Regions from separate parts of the Homo sapiens genome. Here region 1 is linked to region 2. The links are chromatin loops, found by intact Hi-C in ENCODE. Cell type or tissue: PC-9. All regions are shown on one strand. Links, peaks and the distances in the headings refer to the core of each region. The heading gives the core; the rest is flanking DNA.

What was found. Peaks named below come from ENCODE experiments on the same cell type or tissue, not always from the same donor. Only the 100,000 strongest peaks of a DNase experiment are listed, where the experiment ranks them.
Region 1: a loop joins it to region 2, with 7 times the contacts of the local background. A loop is called at or near these places in 6 of 110 quality-filtered maps.

The regions. Positions count from the first base shown.
Region 1 is chr19:46,206,452-46,215,841 of GRCh38, forward strand. It overlaps LOC93429 (a long non-coding RNA gene), which reads left to right and starts at 3,791. Exons shown (of 6, transcript NR_027003.1): 1 at 3,791-3,818; 2 at 5,158-5,227; 3 at 5,665-5,783; 4 at 6,339-6,559; 5 at 6,878-7,032; 6 at 7,346-8,387. It also overlaps a transcript of IGFL2 not described here. RefSeq lists a silencer at 4,821-5,115 and an enhancer at 4,936-5,814. In PC-9, for the core only: no CTCF peak of the experiment used is centred there; DNase peaks (open chromatin) are centred at 2,004, 2,780, 4,910 and 5,150; H3K4me3 peaks cover 2,738 bases; H3K27ac peaks cover 5,655 bases.
Region 2 is chr19:46,257,148-46,266,537 of GRCh38, forward strand. It overlaps the pseudogene IGFL1P2. Among named protein-coding and RNA genes, the nearest start is that of IGFL1, 32 kb to the left of the region's middle. RefSeq lists enhancers at 3,495-3,994, 5,331-6,530, 8,165-8,459. In PC-9, for the core only: a CTCF peak has its summit at 8,287 (motif pointing left); DNase peaks (open chromatin) are centred at 2,284, 5,874 and 8,244; H3K27ac peaks cover 4,205 bases.

The DNA.
Region 1 (9,390 bases), core at 1,031-9,030, 51 kb before region 2:
GACACTGTGAGCTCTGAACTCTTTGTGTGTGTGGGGCGGGGTGAGGGGGAGCAACATGCCCGGACAGGTAGTCAGTGATTTTTAAGAAAGATGGAGGCGAGCTTATACCCAGAGGATTTTTCCTTCCAGTGTTTAGTAACTGTTTGGCTGTGACTTGCTAGGAAGCACTCATATTACATCAGTCCAAAAGAAAGTTTAATTGAACACTGATGAATAAGACACTGTGCCATGCACACTCTTCTATTTCTTTTGATTCTAGTTGAATGTATAAGATACCCATGTTGATGAATAAATTGATTCACAACCTGAGAGTGTCACAATCCCCATGTTGGAGATCACTGCTCTACCCTGCAGCTTCAGGAGAGGGGAGGCCAGAAGGCAGAATGAGAAATGGGGTCGGGGGTGTGAGTGCTTATCTCATCCACCCATGACAGCGAGTGGGCCTGCAGGACTCTGGAAATTGCATGAGAATTTCTGCTCCATCAGCTTCCTGCCTGGTCTCATGCTCCCATCTCAATCCTCTCACCCACCCTCCTCCCAGCAGAAGGACACACGGATTTTCCTGAATCACAATCTGATCACTTCTATCCCCTGCTTAAGACCTGTCTGTAGCTTGAGTACACTGAGAAGAACAGTTCTCACCAAGGCTCATAAGGGGAGGTGGACAGGGGAAGCGATGGGGATGGTGGGAGCTTCCCTGGCCTTCCTGGACACCCCATCCTCTCAGCACCTCCACATGTTCAGCAACTGGGAAGTTCAACTCTAGTTTTTCAAGAGTTTTTATAAAGTTTGGTCCTTATCTCCTCGCCATTGCCACTTTTCTTGGAAGTTGGTGGGTGATACTGAAAGTTTCTACCCTCTAATCCTCAAATCTTTTGGTCTTTGTGATGACTGGCATGATACTGAGGCTACCTGGGGACCCTTCCCTAATTCACATTTTTTTTTTTTGAGAGGGAGTCTCACTCTGTCACCCAGGCTGAAGTGCAGTGGCATGATCTCAGCTCACTGCAACCTCCGCCTCCCAGGTTCAAGCAATTCTTCTGCTTCAGCCTCCCGAGTAGCTGGGATTACAAGCGCCCACCAGCATGCCCAGCTAATTTTTGTATTTTTCGTAGAGACGGGGTTTCGTCATGTTGGCCAGGCTGTTCTCAAACTCCTGACCTCAGATGATCCACCCGCCTCGGCCTCCCAAAGTGTTGGGATTACAGGTGTGAGCCACCGCACCTGGCCCCTAAATCACATTTTTAGCATGAACTCAGCTGGTGTGATCTGAAAGAGTCTCATCTGGAAGAACAAAAGACATTCCTATCACTCAGGAAATTCCAAGTTTAGCTTCATGGTAGGAACAAGAGTCAAAGAACAAACATTTTCATGTTATAGCACACCCAGTAAGCCATGGGTTCATCAGATTGGACTCTCTTTGCTCTGCCAAATTGGCAGCATTTGTGAGTTACCAATCCCAAGGGAGGACTCCCACTGCAGGGAGGATGGCAAAGGTCACCACTGCGCTAACCACCCGGAATAGGGGTCTGAACACTTCAGCCACCGCATCTTGGGCTGCACTCTGACTACACTGAGCGTGGTGAACAGAACACCCACAGCCACAGCCAGTTCGACAAAGCAGGTTAATTACTTACAGACAGGCAGCGAGGGACAGCGGAAGCCTAGGCTGCATGACTGTTCATCTCTCTGTACGACAAGAACATTCAATTTTTGGATATTGTCAGCTTCCCAGCCCTTCCTCAGTCACATCCAGTGCACATCTGGGCATACCATGTGCTTTCTGTCTTGGCAGCAGAAGGACATTCAAACTGGTCTCCCGGGGCTCAGGAGCACTGCCCAGGGCAGATAGAGTCTCCCATGCCTGCCCCACTTGCACCACAGCTGAGGACTCAGCAGTGAGCTCTGGGTTTTAGATGTGGTGGACACGCCCTGGGCTAGTGTGGCAGGACACCCCCTCTAGGAGGGATGGGAATGAGGCCAGGGCTGTCCTGGGCAGTTTCTCTTTAGCTCAAGGTGTTGCATTCTCTCGGAGGAATAGAAACCAAGCTTGGGCACTTTCAGGCAGTTCCTCCTTACTCAGGATGGTGCATTCTTATATAATTTGGCTCTGTCTTGCCACACAAATCTCATCTCACATTGTAATCCCCATGTGTCAGGGGAAGGATCTGGTAGGTGATTGGATCATGGGGGCAGTTTTTTCCATGCTGTTCTCCTGATAGTGGGGGAGTTCTCAGGAGATCTGATGGTTTAAAAGTGTGTAGAAGTTCCCGGCTCGCTCTCTTTCTCTCCTGCCACCATGGAAGGCGTGCCTTGCTTTTCCTTCACCCTCCAGCATGATTGTACATTTCCTGAGGCCACCTTGGCGTGCAGAACTATGAGTCAATTAAACCTCTTTCCTTTATAAATTACCCAGTCTCAGGTAGTTTTTTTTAGCAGTGTGAAAATGGACTAATACACATTTCTACTGTATTCTACAGTGATTCTGGGAACTGTGGGCAAGAAGAGAGGCGGGAAAGCCAGAGCCATCCAATGCTTGTCTTCTGGTGCCCTCCTCCAGGAAGCCATTCCTGGTGCCCTGGGCGCTGCTCCCAGCCTTGCTCACCCTGGGTCATCACCGTTTTTGGAGGGGTCTGTGTCCTCCCCAGACTATAAGACCCAGAAAAGCAGGGCCTGGAGCTAAGTCACAGTCGTGTCCCCAGCATCCACTGACACAGAGTAAGTGCATAGTGTGTGCTAAATGAATGAAAGAAAAGTGAAAGCATGATGAAAGCCCTGTGTTCAGGGTGTGTCTCACTCAACCTGTCTGTCCTGTCATGGTGACTTGGTGAGAATTGTTGCCTGAAGGTCTTTAAAGCTCTCTCCCTTCCAGGGCTTCCGCATGGAGCTGCTTCTCAGCTGTGCCCTATGGGGTCAGATGCACTGGGGAAGAACTAAGGCTCTTCTCCACAGCCCACCTTTTGTCCCCTTAGCCCTCCCAACATAGGACACACCATGTCCAGGGCTGCAGGAGCCCAGGCTGTCAACAGCATCAGCATCCTGCTAGAAGAGGGTAGGGATGGCTGGTACTCAGAAGAGCCTTCTAGATTCCTAAGTTTATTAATCCTTTCACTGCAACTACTAAGAAAAATAGGTGTGACATTATTACTGGGTTACACACAGTCACACACACACACAAAAAGCGAAAGCAAAAATTGTCAAGAATATGTCAGCTTCCCTCAGGGGAGTGGCTTCTTCAACTTTGATCCCAAATGACTTATTTCAGAGGAAACCTCTCCCCTCTCCTCAGAACAAACACATTCACACAGGAAGGGATTAAATTCCTGCAAAGAAGAAGAAGGAAAACCTTCCACTGGTCCTTTGGTCTTAACTATCCTGGGCCATAATGTATTTGAGAGTCCAGTAATGACTGTGGATTTTTTTGCTCAAAATATCACAGATGATTGCCAAACATTGTGAAATGCCATTGAATTGCACACTTGAAAACACACACATACACATGAAAACTTAAGTAAACGCATATACTTAATTGTGGGGGCTGCAGGGGGGGAGCGGAAAGAAACATCCAGACATCTGGTGGTAAATATTCTGCTCTGGTTCAGCTAAAAATAAAGCCCTTTATCAGTTTGGTCACTGGAAGGACTTGTTCCCTTCTTGTTGATGATCAGAAACCTTAGCAGGAACTAATTCTCAAGTGTCTGCCTTAACAGAAAAGCCACAAAGAAACATGGTAAGAGCGTGGCAGATAACATCCACGGTGCTATCGGGAGGTGACAGGTGACTGACCTCAGCCTTGGTGTTCAAGAAGATTCCAGAAGGTGGGTGACATTTAAGGGAAAAATGAAAAATGAAGAGGGATGGGAGAATTGGAGGCAGAAGCCAGAGAGACATTGTGGTTCTTCCAAGGAACTGTGCTAAGTCGAGGGCAGTGAGAGCCAGGGAAGGTGTATTAATCAGGGTTCTCTAGAGGGACACAATTAATAGGGTTCTTTAGAGGGACACAATTTATATATATATATGAGTTTATTAAGTAGTATTAACTCACACAATCACAAGGTCCCACAATAGGCCATCTGCAAGCTGAGGAGCAAGGAAGCCAGTCCATGTCCCAAAGCTGAAGAACGTGGAGTCTGATGTTCGAGGGAAGGAAGCATCCAGCACGGGAGAAAGACGTAGGCTGGAAGCTAAGCCAGTCTAGCCTTTTCACGTTTTTCTTCCTGCTTTATATTCTGGCTCTGCTGGCAGCTGATTAGACAGTGTCCACCCACGTTAAGGGTGGGTCTGCCTTTCCCAGCCCACTAATGCAAAAGTTAATCTCCTTTGGCAACACCCCTACAGACACACCCAGGATCAATACTTTGCATCCTTCAATCCAATCAAGTTGACACTCAGTACTAACCATCACAGAGGGTGTGCATGATGTGGAGGTGGACACTTGGCATCCAGCCAACTTCTTCAGGACTTTCTGGTCTGCAGAGGCTGGAAGCTTCACACTTTCCTTCCCAGAGGGCCTTGCAGGTGGGGTTCTGGATACATTTGAATCTCTGGTAGCACAGTCATTGTGTCTCTGGGTGTATCCACAGTAACATCTCACATCCAAGCAATAGCTCTGAATGGCTGAAAGGCTGTTCCAGACACAGAAATGGCACCTGAATCTTGAGTCTCAGCTCAGCAGATTGTTCTAGCTTCATTCCTGGTTGGCAAACCCTGGGGCCTCTCCTCCAGCCTCTCCTATGACATGGAGGCTCTTAATTCACTGGTCTGCATCATACGAAGGATCCTGCCAGAGCAGGGATTAGGCTTTGGTCAACAGAAGCCACCTTGCAGGGAGCTTCTGAAATCCCAACATAGTGTTTGGAGAAAATGACTCACACAGACTCCTCCTTGTCAGCCAGCAGCGGACAGGCCTCTGGCCTGGGGAAACCCGGCCTTCCTTCTACATACCTGACATACCTGCACACCTGAAATTCCACCTCATTCCTGCCTGTTTCCTAGCAGGGCTTCCCTGAGGGCAGATGGAAAGGCCACTCCAAATCTGCCAGGAGGGAGATTCCTTCTATTTTTTCCTGGCATAAAAGGGCAAGCAGTGGGGGAGCTGCTGACAGCTGGAAATGCCAACGTCCTCCGGGGTTTCACATTCCGGGTTTCACATTCCAGAAGCCAAGATCTGCCAGCCCTGCCTGTTCTCTCACCCCGCTTCCTGGATCCAAGCAAGACACGGGCTGAGGTACTGCTGCTGGTCAGTGACGCAGGCCAGGCAAGAACCCAGGTCTCCTGACCTCTCACCCATGGGCTTCCCAACTCCCCAGGCCTGGTCTCTCTGAGAAAGGAAGACAGGCCCTGTTCACAGACACTCCTGAATGATACCCAGGTTCTCGGGCCAGGCTGGCAGATTTTGGTTCCTGGAATGTGAAACCTCTGAGGACTTGGCATTTCCTGCTGTCAGCAGCTTCCCTACTTCTATTGTACAATAGTATAATATGATCGAATGATAGAATGATATTCTACCATTACGTGGAATACACACAGTTCCAATAAGAGTGTCATAAACAATCTAGCACAGCATTCTGGTTAGGGCACACTGTCCCATTTCTTAATCCATTTTTTTTTTCAATTAAAAAATAACATTGCTTATGCCCAACTGATGGTTTTCCATGTTATCAGCACGTCCTAATCTGTGTCCTGGAAAACAACACTCTACCCCACAGCAACAAGGCATGGAGGCCAATGGAGAAGACAGGGAGATGGTGCTGGAAGCAGGGTCTGCTCTTCCCCTGGGGAAGGTGCGTGCTGAGCACTCTGGTATTTATCATGAGATCATTTCTGCTGCAGCCTCTTCCCTTGTCGCCTGCCTCCAGAGAGAAGCCCCTGTCCATGCTCCCCAGAAAGATACAGGATCTTCCACACACACAGATCTGACCACATACATCCCCTGCTGGGAATAACCCTGGGGAGAATGGCTTGTCCATACCAGGTGTGGCCTGTGAACTCACAAACTGAGGAAATCCTGCAGAAGCTGGGAGGGGCCCACAGAACTGACCCAAGACAGCTTCTTCCCCTCTGTTTTTTCGTCCTGACCCCAAGATGGCTCTTCTGTGGGGAAATCACACACCCGACCCTCTGAAAAAGCACGTTAAGGAAAAATGTCCTTGAAAATCTCAGGAGGGCTGTGGAATTTCTCCACCACCAGAACTTCACAGTGACAATGACACCAAACACAAGAACGACAATAACCAAAATCAGGAGTTTTATTCTCCTACCTTCTCTCTCTCTCTCTCTCTCTCTCCTCTCACTGTCATGAACGTCACGAAGACACTGACTTTGCATTTTCTACTCAGCACTGCATCACCAGTGTCTGACACAAAGCCTGGGACATGTGGGCTTCCAAGTGGACCTCTCCTGGATAAATGACCATTAATGAAACAGAGAAGGAGTTGAAGAGCCCCCAGAGGAGTGTGAGTCCCAGGGGTCCCGCCAGCTCCACTCCCACCTTCCAAACCTGTGAAAGTCAGGTGCCTGAGTCGCACAGTCTCTCCCACCCGAATGCCATGAGCTGCAGGTGAGTGAGCAGTTACTGCATCCTGGGCCATGGGCTTGGGTTGTGAAGTTAGGACCTGATTAGAGGATGTCAGGGGTTAGCAATGTACCAAGGAAAGTGGAGAAAGTCATAGCTCAATGGGATCCTGTGGAATCACTGTGTGGCTGTGTGAGTGGGGGAGGGCGGTAACTATAGGAGCATGCTGCACCTTCCTGTTTGCCAAAGAGGGGGCATGTAGGACACAGAAGCGGAGGGTGCACCACTTCTCCCTGGGTTCTCAAAGTGTCTGAGATCAAATCTACTATGACACATACCCTGCCTGGCTCCTTTACTGCCCAGCGACCCAGCCTGTCTCTGCAGGAGGGCCAGACATGCCGTGACATCACCAGCTCCTCTAGGAATATGGGATACAAGGAGTGGCTGAGATCGGCTGATCACCAGCTCACTCCGCTGCAGCCGCCCCAGAGCAATGGCTCCCCGAAGCCGTGTTCTGGGTAAGGAGGGGAGGACCCCATTCCCAACCGAACCCATCTCCCATCTCAGCCACCACCAGGGCTCGCTCCCCACCCCAAACTCCCTGTTCCCTCATTCTTGTTCCCATGCCCAGCCAAATCTCCAGGCGTGAATTGCTCACAGCAATTCCCCATCCACAGCGCCCGGGTCAGCCCCATCCACAGCCCTGTTTCAGTTTCTGAACTGCCCAAAGCCATACCGAGCCCTGGTTCCACCCAATCTTCTTCTAAATGTCAGTGCCAGTCGTATCTGTGGCTGTCCACTCACCCCATCTTCCCCTTCCCTCTCCCACAGCTGTCTTGGCCGCTTTCTGTTTGTGACTCTCCCTGCCTCCACTCCCCCCACCACCCCATGAAATGATCTCATTTGGTCATTTAAACGGAAAACTAAAAAGTTTTAAGTGACTCTAGGAGAGCAGGAGAGAGGCAGGTCTCCCAGCTCAGACCCCGCCCCGGGACGGCCCCACGGAAGATGCACATCTGGATGTAGGCGCTCAAGGCACCGCGCGTGCGCCGAGTGGCCTTGCTCAGCTCCGTCCTTCTGAAACCCGGAATCCTCATGTGTCTGGGTCCCGCCCCATCCTGGCCTCCTACACCACTGGTCCAGATCCTCCACCTTCCCCCAACGCGAGGTATTGACATCAAAGCATCACCTCATCTGGCACAAGAATCTGAAACACAGACCGCACCTTACACCAACGTAGTGAATCCCTCCTTGGACCTGAGTTCAACAAGCCCAGAGTCGGGGCTCTGGGTTCCCGCCCAAATGCCACGCATGCACACAGATGGCACCTGGCGTCTCCTCAAAGGGACAGGAATCCCGGGCTTCCCAGAATCACCAGGTCGATTTAAATGGCATCAGATGAACTGGAAAAGAATGAAAGTGCTATTGCCTAAAGTGATGAAATTTTCAGAGGATGTATCGGTCCTGTCTGGTGGACAGACGGCCACCAGAGGGAATGAACCAGTCTTCTCTGAACATCCATGAGGATGAAGAACAGTCACTGAGGTGACGGTACCAAGTCACCGGCCACCTCCCAGGGATCCTCTCATCCGGTCCTCACAGCAGCGCTGCATGGTCGGACCTCATCACCCACATTCCACCAAGAGGAAGCTGAAGCCCAGGGCCTTCATCCACTCATGTCCTCCAGACCCCTGGCACCCATCCTGGGCCCCACCCCATCATCCAGGCCTTGGGCCTTCGACCTGGGGAGAGTCCCTGTCTCCTCCATGAGCCGTCCAGGGCCTGAAGAGGTATCCAATAAACAAGAAAGCAGAACACAAAGAGCTGTGATGGAGTGGATCTTATGTAGTAAGAATAAAATTATTTTGAGAAATTACTGGGTCATGTATTTACCCACAGAAAAACAGAAGCAAACACACGCGTGCGCGCACACACACACACACACACCACACAGGCTGTCACGTGTCCTCAGCACAAAGTGCCTTGAGAAAGGCCATTGCTGGCCCCACACTTATCCTGACTGTGATCTTGCTGTGATCAGCACATCCCATCAGTGTGGCAACAGGTGTGGCCAGAGTGGGAACCAGGCCTTTTCTTCAGATTTGCTCTTTGTTCCTGAATAGCCACCGTCAGAACAGACACCCTCCTAGGAGTCACTTGATTAAAAATTTCCTTTTGGATATTTAGGTTGATGTTTTATCCATCGGTTAAAGTATAAATGTATATTTATTATAAAAGTGTAATTATGGCTCTAATTAATGATTATGGTGAATTTTACTAACTATAGCTATGAAAATATTCCAATAGATAAAAACAGTGCTAAAAATGTACAGTTAATCCAAGAGTGGTAACTTTAAGTCTTGTAATTTTTGATCTAATAAATCTTCATAAAATATACATGATCATGAAGTACATCAGTAGAATTAATCCTAATATTTACAGCAATACTTGGCGTGCTGTCTCTCATAAAAAATAACATTAATAGTAAAAAAAAAAAGAAGAAATCGGCCAGGCACGGTGGCTCACGCCTGTAATACCAGAACTTTGGGAGGCCGAGGCAGGCAGATCACAAGGTCAGGACATCGAGACCATCCTGGCTAACACGGCAAAACCCCGTCTCTACTAAAAATACAAAAAATTAGCCCAGCGTGGTGGCGGGTGCCTGTAGTCCCAGCTACTCGGGAGGCTGAGGCAGGAGAATGGCATGAACCCAGGAGGCAGAGCTTGCAGTGAGCCGAGATCACGCCACTGCACTCCAGCCTGGGTGACAGAGCGAGACTCCATCTCAAAAAAATAAAAAAATAAAATAGTAATAAAGAAATGATGAAATTTAAAAATTCTATTTAATTTTGGGTTGTTTAATTTTCATTTGGGGC
Region 2 (9,390 bases), core at 1,012-9,011:
ACCTCAAAAAAAAATGCCATTCTGGACATAAGGCAGTACCAGCTTTGCCCTAACTCGTCTTCACACAGCACTGCCCACCTTACCGCCCTCTGCGTTCTTCACAGTGTTCTAACCCAACTCCCTTCAGAGCTCTACTGAGATATCACCTTCTTAGGGCAGCCTCACATACCATTCTCTCTAAAATAGCATCAGCCATCACCCTATGCCTTCATAATATGTTTCTTCGTCATAGAACTATTGCCACTGGAACTATCCCTATTTCTTTCATTTTTGGTGGTTTCTTTTTTGAGCTAGAAGCTCACTCCATCACCAAGGCTGGAGTGCAATGGTACAATCATGGCTTGCTGCAGCCTCCATGCTTGGGCTTAGGTGATCCTCCTGCCTCAGCCTCCTGAGTACCTAGGCAGGTGCCACCACACCTAGCTAACTTTTTAATTTTTTGTAGAGATGGGGTCTCACTCTGTTTCCCAGGCTGGTGTCAAACTCCTGGCCTCAAACAATCCTCCCATCTTGGCCTCCCCAAATCCTGAGATTGCAGGTATGGGCCACCATGCCTGGCCTTTTATCTTTTTAATTTTTGAAATGACCAATAGAATTTGAGATGATGGAATTAACATCTTGGTTCAGTGCTGGGTCCTCAGATCCCAAATAGCAGCAGGCACACCGTACTTTCTCAGCAAATGGCTACTAACTTAATTAACCAAACTAATTAAAGGAGGAAAGTCATATGATTTTATACATATATAATTATGAATAAAGAATTTGATGAAATACCTTCAGCAGAAATTTCTAATATGAAAGTATGACTAAGTAAAATAGGATTTTTAAAACCTTTATACATTTGAAGATGTTTATTATAAACCACCAGAAATCATCATATTATTCTCCTTAATATCCACATAAGACAGATATGTCTTCTTCAATCTCTATTATTCAGTATTACTTTGGTGTTGCTAACTATCGCAATACAGTAACATGTAGAAATGAGTTAGAGCCGGGTGTGGTGGCTCACGCCTGTAATCCCAGCACTTTGGAAGGCTGAGGTGGGCAGATTACCTGAGGTCAGGAGTTCAAGACCAGCCTGGCCAACATGGCAAAACCCCATCTCTACTAAAAATGCAAAAATTAGCTAGGCATGGTGGTGGATCCCTGTAATCCCAGCTACTCGGGAGGCTGAGAAAGGCGAGTCTCTTGAACCTGAAAGGCAGAAGTTGCAGTGAGCCGAGATTGTACCATTGCACTCCAGCCTGGGTGACAAGAGCAAAACTCCACCTCAAAAAAAAAAAAAGGAAAAGAAAAGAAATGAGCACTGGAAGAAAAGATATTATTATTTTTAGACAATATGTTTGTATATCCAGAAAACCCAAAAGATTTGCCTTAAAAGAAGATAAATGGATTAGGAATATTTAATATTTTGACTGAATATAAATTAAATGTACATACATCAACAGATAATGTTATACTAGCAATAACCAGGGGAATTGAAATGTAAAAAAGTAGAGTATTGCAAAAGGTTATGTTACACAGGAATTAATTGTATCAAGAAATATGTAAGATTTGTGGTAAGGAAACCATAAAGTGATACTTAAGAACATAAAACTAGATCTAATTTTAAAAAGTAAATAAACCTGGGCCAGGCAGGGTGGCACCCAGGCTGGAGTGTAATGGTGGGATCTTGGCTCACTGAAACCTCCAACTCCAGGCTGAAGCGATTCTTGGGCCTCAGTCTCCCCAGAGCTGGGATTACAGGCTCACATCATGCCCTGCTAATTTTTGTAGTTTTTGTAGAGATAGGGTTTCACTATGTTGCCCAGGCTGGTTTCAAACTCCTGAGCTCAGCTGATCTGCCTGCCTCAGCCTCCCAAAGTTCTGGTATTACGGGCGTGAGCCACTGCACCTGGCCACTTTTTTTTTTTTTTTTTTTTTTGAGACGGAGTGTCCCTCTGTCGCCCAGGCTGGAATGCAGTGGCGCGATCTCGCACACTACAAGCTCCACCTCCCAGGTTCACACCGTTCTCCTGCCTCAGCCTCCCGAGTAGCTGGGACTACAGGCACCCGCACCACGCCTGGCTAATTTTTTGTATTTTTTAGTAGAGACGGGGTTTCACCGTGTTAGCCAGGATGGTCACGATCTCCTGACCTCGTGATCCGCCCGCCTCGGCCTCCCAAAGTGCTGGGATCACAGGCGTGAGTCACCGTGCCCGGCCACCTGGCCACTTCTTCATTCTTGTTGGCTTTGAGTCACCAGAAAAAAAGTAAATTCTGCATCCTTATGTGGCCTATTGAATCTAAAATTACTTGTTGACTAGTTTCATCCCTTTTCTTCTAATGTATAATGTCACCTTTCTCATATATCAGTTTGCCATTATTAGCTTTATCTGTTGATGGACTCCTGCCAGGCAGGAGTGAGCAGCTCTGCCGCACGGGCTGGAGACCCCGCCCTCGGTGCTCAGCTGCCACTGCCTCGTGACAACGATGCTGAAAGAGCGAGGTTCTGAGAGGGAAATCAAAACAGATGGAGGAAGAGAAACAAGTGGAGGGAAAAGGAGAGGTGGATTGAATAGAGGCAAAAAAAAAAAAAAAAGTAAATAAACCTCTGGGACGGGAAGTATTAAACATTTTGGTCATTGTTCCCAAAGCCAAACAATATTTACAAAAAATTTTCATCTCAATCTGCACTTCTAAATTTTGCTATTTTTCAGGAGGAAGCTTTAGAAAATTACTTTGGAGATGTTAAAGCTAACTGCACAAATATTGTCAAGTAAAACTTGATAGAGTGTAATAGGGAGAGAAGATTTTTTTGTCTCTTATTATTATTATTATTTTGAGACGGAGTCTCGCTCTGTCGCCCAGGCTGGAGTGCATTGGCGAGATCTCGGCTCACTGCAAGCTCCGCCTCCTGGGTTCAGGCCATTCTCCTGCCTCAGCCTCCCGAGTAGCTGGGACTACAGGCGGCTGCAATCAAGCCCGGCTAATTTTTTGTATTTTTAGTAGAGACGGGGTTTCACCGTGTTAGCCAGGACGGTCTCGATCTCCTGACCTCGTGATCCGCCCGCCTCAGCCTTCCAAAGTGCTGGGATTACAGGCGTGAGCTACCGCGCCCGGCCTTTTTTGTCTATTATTAAAATTTGAAACAACGCCATTATAAATGAAGATGACACTACCTAGAGGTGGGAGGGCAGAGACAGACAGACACGGAGAATGGGGACTCCACCCAGTGCAGAACAAGTATGCAGCGCCCCGCTCCCCTGCACCCACAATGCCATGGAGAGGACCGGATCTCACCTACGAGAAAGCCTGTCACCCGAGGTCAGGGCTGAGGAGCACTTCTGGCCTTTCGTCTTCACCATGAGGGACGCCTGGGAGCTGAGGGACCGGGGCAGCACTGCTCGAAGCGACACTGAAGGTGCAGTTTCCACACTTCTGGGTCCTGCCCAAGGGCACGACAGCACTGTCATAGCAACAGTGCCGCAAGGGGTCGTAGAGCTTGTCCCCACTTCCCAAATGCCGCTGGCAGAGCATGAGGTAAGCACTTATGGGGCCACTGGAGGAGACAGAGCTGGTGAGGTCAGATGGTTGGTAGATGGGTCCCAGCCGGGGGTCCCCTGGGGGCCACACTCATCCCCCAGTTTCCCAGTCCCTCCTGGGCTCACCTGGGGCTCCGTGTGAGCAGAGGAGCCTGAGGATGCAGAGAGAGGCCAAGACTGCTGTGGGAGAGGGAAGGGGAAGAGGGGGTGATCGGGAAACCACAGGCGATCCTTGGAAGCCCAGCTTGGGGAAGGGGGGCTCCGAGGGAGTTTCTGCCCTGACTGAGACTCAGGGAAGGGCTAGAAGCTGACCTTGCCCTGCCTTCCTGCAGACACACGCTGGGCCCTGGGGTGAGAGAGGTCCCAGACAGGGGATGTGTCGTGGTGGATTTGATGCCAGGTCCTTTGAGAGCCAGGAGAGGACCGATGCTCCCTCCACCCTCAATCTCTCTGTGGTCAAGGGGTGCAGGCAGGACTCTCGGAAGAAATGGGCCTAGGGTTCAGGGCAATGTGGTTGTTTCCTGGTTTTGGAGGAGCTCAGAGCTGGGGCTCAGCTGGGGTCAGGGAGGGAAGGGGCTGCGCTGAGACTGGTGTTGTGCTATGGGTGTGACTGGCACCAACATTTAGAAAAAGATGGGGCTGGGATTGGAACTAGCGCTAGGCAAGACTTTGGGGAGTAGTTTGGGGACTGAAATGGCTGTGGATGGGGCTGGCCCGGGGGCTATGGATGGGGAATTGCTGTGATGGAGCCATGTCTGAGGAGGAGGCCGGGCATGGGGACAGGGATGAGGTGTAGTTTGGGGTGGGGAGTGAGCCTCGGTGGTGGCTGAGATGGGAGATGGGCTCGGGTGGGAATGGGGTCCTGTCCTCCTTACCCAGGACATGGCCTCGGGAGCCATGGCTCCGGGGTGGCTGGAGGGGAGTGAGTGGGTGATCAGCAGGTCTCAGCAGCTCCTTGGCTCCTATACTCCTAGAGGAGCTGGTGATACCGTGGGATGCCCTGCCTTCCTGCAGAGACATGCTGGGCCCTGGATCGAGACAGGTCCCAGACAGGGTATGTGTCATGGTGGATTTGATGCCAGATCCTTTGAGAGCCAGGAGAGGACCGATGCTCCCTCCACCCTCGGTCCCTCTCTCCTCCAGAATGGAGGCTTCTTTGGCAAATAGGAAATTGCAGGACACTCCTGGGGTTGTCCTCACCCTCCCACACTCACACAGCCACAGTCTTACAGCTGACCCTGTGAGTCTAGAGCTGAGACATGCACCGAAGGTTGCTGTATGACCTGGTCCCCTTCTAGACGTGAATCAGTGCGAGGGCCCAGGACAGCAGAAGAGGTGTGAGGCCATCCTGTGACAAGGGAGCCACAGGGTGTCCAGACCCAGCGGGAGCCGAGGATTCAGGAAAATCTCCCCAGTCAGCTCCAGAGGTGCCCACAGTGTGAGCTCTAGTGTCTCCCAGGTAGAGGCCAAAGCGTCACCTGCCCGGCCCTGGGGGTGGAAGTGGAGTAGACGGCACTCCTATCTGGGCAACCGAGTAAGACCCTGTCTCTGAAGAAGTACATACATTTACTTAGACTCCTCTGTCTTTGTCATATATATACATATATGACATATATGAGATATACATATTATATATATGATATATATATGATATACATATATAAAATGTCATATATATGTGTCATATATATATGACATTTTATATATAGGAGCTCAAGACCAGCCTGGGCAACGTGGCAAAACTCCACCTCTACCAAAACATACAAAAATGAACTGGGCACAGTCGCACACACCTGTAGTCCCAACTACTCAGGAGGCTGAGGTAAGAGGATGACTTGAACCCGGGAGGCAGAGTCGAGCTGAGATCGCGCCACTACCTGCCAGCTTGGGTGACAGAGCCAGACTGTGTCTAAAAACAAACAAACACCAGAAGGCAGTGATTTTTGCCCCAAAGTGATTTAACTCTCCCTAGTCATTATACAGAACAAGAAAAATAAGAACATGAATTAGTCTGGGCGCAGTGGCTCACACCTGTAATCCCAACACTTTGGGAGGCCGAGGCGGGTGGATCACTTGAGGTCAGGAGTTCAAGACCAGCCTGGCCAACATGGTGAAACCCCGTCTCCACTAAAAATACAAAAATTAGCCAGGTGTGATCCCAGCTACTCGAGATCTGGGTAGCTACTGAGGCAGGAGAATTGCTTGAATCCGGGATGTGGAGGTTACTGTGAGCTGAGAACACACCACTGCACTCCAGCCTGGGTGACAGAACGAGACTCCATCTCAAAAGCAAACAACAACAACAAAAGAAAAAGAAGAAGAAAGTGAGTTGACCTGTAATGTGAGAAACGGAAGTTGTAATCATATGTGACTCAGATCACAGTCATATCACTTAAAGTGCTGTTATGGTTCAAGTGGCTTTTAAATAATATTGATTTTCACAGTGGTCAGACCACATCCCTACCCTGGTTAACCCCACTTCATGAAGCAGAGCGTTTGGAGGGGGAGGATGGGAGGAGGAGAGCAGGAACCCAAAACCCTCACGTGGCTGCTCTGCTCAACAAACTGGAAACACCGTCAACTTATTTTGATACAAATCCCTATGACCCATTTTTATTCAAGAATTCTGTCACCTTTGGCTGTTTTTCTGAGGTTTCTCCATAGCACCTTATCCTAAAATTTTCTCTTTTTTTTAATTTTAATTTTAAATTTTTTTTTTTTTGAGACAGAGTGTCACTGTCGTCCAGGCTGGAGTGCAGTGGCGTGATCTCAGCTCACTGTAACCCCTTCCTCCCAGGATCCTCGTGCCTTGGCCTCCCGAGTACCTGGGTTTACAAGTGTGCACCACCACACCCAGCTAATTTTTGTATTTTTAGTAGAGGCGGGGTTTCACCATGTTGGCCAGGCTGGTCTTGAGCTCCTGACCTCAAGTGATCCAAACCCCCTCAGCCTCTCAAAGTGATTACAGGTGTGAGCCACCATGCCCGGCCCTGCTCCTGGAATTTTCTTACAGAATCAGAGCAGACACCATTCCTAGAGGTAGGAAACTATCTCTGCAATTGGCTGTTCTGGAAGCCAGAAACAAAGGACCGGCCAGGAACCCATCTCCCCTGACAATTGTGGAGGAGCAAGTTGAGGACTTTCAGGATCCACAATGCCAGGCAGGAGGGAGCAGCTCTGCCACACAGGGCTGGAGACCCCATCCTCGATGCTCAGCTGTCACTGCCTCGTGCTATTAAGTTGCCACATCCTTGATGGTTTAATGCCCAACTCCAGGGCTGCTTGCTCTGCCTGCATTGGTTGATTCTTCTGGAAAAATAAAACTCTATAATATTTTGATCCAGGGAGCCCAAGGACCATCTTCCCAGCTCTCTCGAATTACGACACAATCCTCGTCCTAACTCCACTAGATTGCCCTGGTTAATGGGGTAATTCTGTGAGAAAACACAGGCGCATCAATATTGCAGTGTCCCTTACAGAAGCGCTGAGAGTAACACTATTGCTTTAGTTGGGGTCCTCATAGAACAGGTGATACCTCATAGAATTTTCTAGTGCTTTCCAATACCTCAATTGATATCATTCAGATTCGGCCGGGCGCAGTGGCTCACGTCTGTAATCCTAGCACTTTGGGAGGCCAAGGTGGGTGGATCACCTGAGGTCAGGAGTTCGAGACCAGCCCAGCCAATGCAGTGAAACCCCATCTCTACTAAAAACACGAAATTTAGCCAGGCGTGGTGGTGTACACCTGTAATCCCAGCTACTTGGGAGGCTGAGGCAGGAGAATTGCTTGAACCCAGGAGGTGGAGTTTGCAGTGAGCCGTGATGGCACCACTGCACTCCAGCCTGGGCGACAGAGACAGAGTGAGACTCCATCTCAACATATATGTATACACACACACATATATATCTCAGATCCTCTAGTGCAAAGTCACATATCTGTATGGGAGCTCCAATAAATTGGAATGCAGAGGTTAAAGGTTAATCAGTTAGCTACACCTACTAGGAACTTTCTCTGTTATAAGGGGTGGTGCCCACCAGGGACTGGTCCCATGGCCAGTTCCCACATATAATCTAACCCTGTATGGGATTTTAGAAGGTGGGAAACAAAGCCTGGCACGGTGACTCACGCCTGTAATCCCAGCACTTTGGGAGGCCCATTCGGGCAGTTCACTTGAGGTCAAGAGTTTGAGGCCAGCCTGGCCAACATGGTGAAACCTGGTCTCTACTAAAAAAAAATACAAAAATTAGCTGGACATGGTGGCCGGTGCCTGTAATCCCAGCTACTCAGGAGCCTGAGGCAGGAGAATCTCTTGAACCGGAGGGACAGAGGTTGCAGTGAGCTGAGATTGCATCACTGCACTCCAGCCTGGAGGCCAAGGCAGGAGGATCACTTGAGGCCAGGAGTTTGAAACCGGCCTAGCCAACATAGCAAGTCCCCATCTCAAAACAAAAAGCAAAACACAATATTTTGACCCAGGCAGTGTGAAGGGGGCAGGTGGCATCTTTTTGAAGATGCCAGAAAATTTGGGACCTCCAAACTTGGACAATGTTAGCAGCTGTCTGAGGCCACAAAATTAGGCAAACCACACTGGAGAAAGAAAATCCTTCGGAAACCTGTTCATTTAGGCAACTGTATGAGTTTCAGCTGAATTTTCTAAATGCCTCTAAATTACATCCTCAGCCTGGAGGGACATCAGAGCTGATTTGACTCACTTGTGGGGCCTGCTTCTGAGTTATTAACGTGGTTATGGCTCCCCCATGTGGTGGAGGGGGGCATATTCATTTTTTAAGTTCCTATTTCAGCCCAGCAGGGTGGCTCACACCTGTAATCCCAGACCTTTGGAAGACCCAGCGATCGCTCGAGCCCAGGAGTTTGAGACCAGCCTGGGCAACATGGTGAAAGCCCGTCTCTATTTAAAACAAAACAAAACAATGAAGTTCTTCCTATTTCTCTCCCTGTCCTTGACACGAGGGGATTCCAACTACTTTTTCTGCTAATCGTCCTTGTACATGAGCATATATACTGACAGGATTTTTACCTGTCCCAAATAATATGCCTTTGGTCCCATCCCCAGACAGGCAGGGAATGAACAGGCCATCTGTGACTCTCGGTCTTGCTCTGTCGCCCAGGCTGGAGTGCAGTGGTGTGATCTCAGCTCACTGCAGCCTCAATCTTCTGGGCTCAAATGATCCTCTTGCCTCACCCCCCCAAGTAGCTAGAACTATAGGCCCGCACCCCCGCGCCTGCCTAATTTTTTTCTTTTCTTTTCTTTTTCATAGAGATGGGGGTCTCACTATGTTGTGCAAGCTAGTCTCCAACTCCAGGCTCAAGCAATCCTCCCACCTCAGCCTCTCAAAATGCTGGGATTATAGGCATGAGCCATTGCGCCCAACCTGGATGTTGAGTTTTTTTTTTTTAAGAAACTGCCAAACTGTTTTTCAGAGCAATGTATAAATGATCCAATTTATCTCCACCCTTGCCAGCTTTCAATGGCGTTGCGGTTTTCAAAATTTTTAGCCATTTTAATTTAATTTGCGTTTCCCTAATGGCTAATGATGTTGAACATCTTTTTATCTGCTTACATGTCATCTGTATCTCTTCCTCATTGAGATGTCTCTTCATGTCTTTAAAAAGTTTTTATTTTCATTTGATTTTTTCATAGAGACAAGGTCTCACTATGTTGCCCAGGCTGGTCTCGAACTCCTGGGCTCAAGCAATCCTCCCACCTTGGTTCCACAAACTGCTGAGATGACAGGTATGAGCCACCATGCCAGATCCTCTTCAGGTCTTTTGCCCATTTTTTTAATGGATTTTTTTTTCACTATTGAGTTTTCACAGTTCTTTACATTTTCTAGATAATTG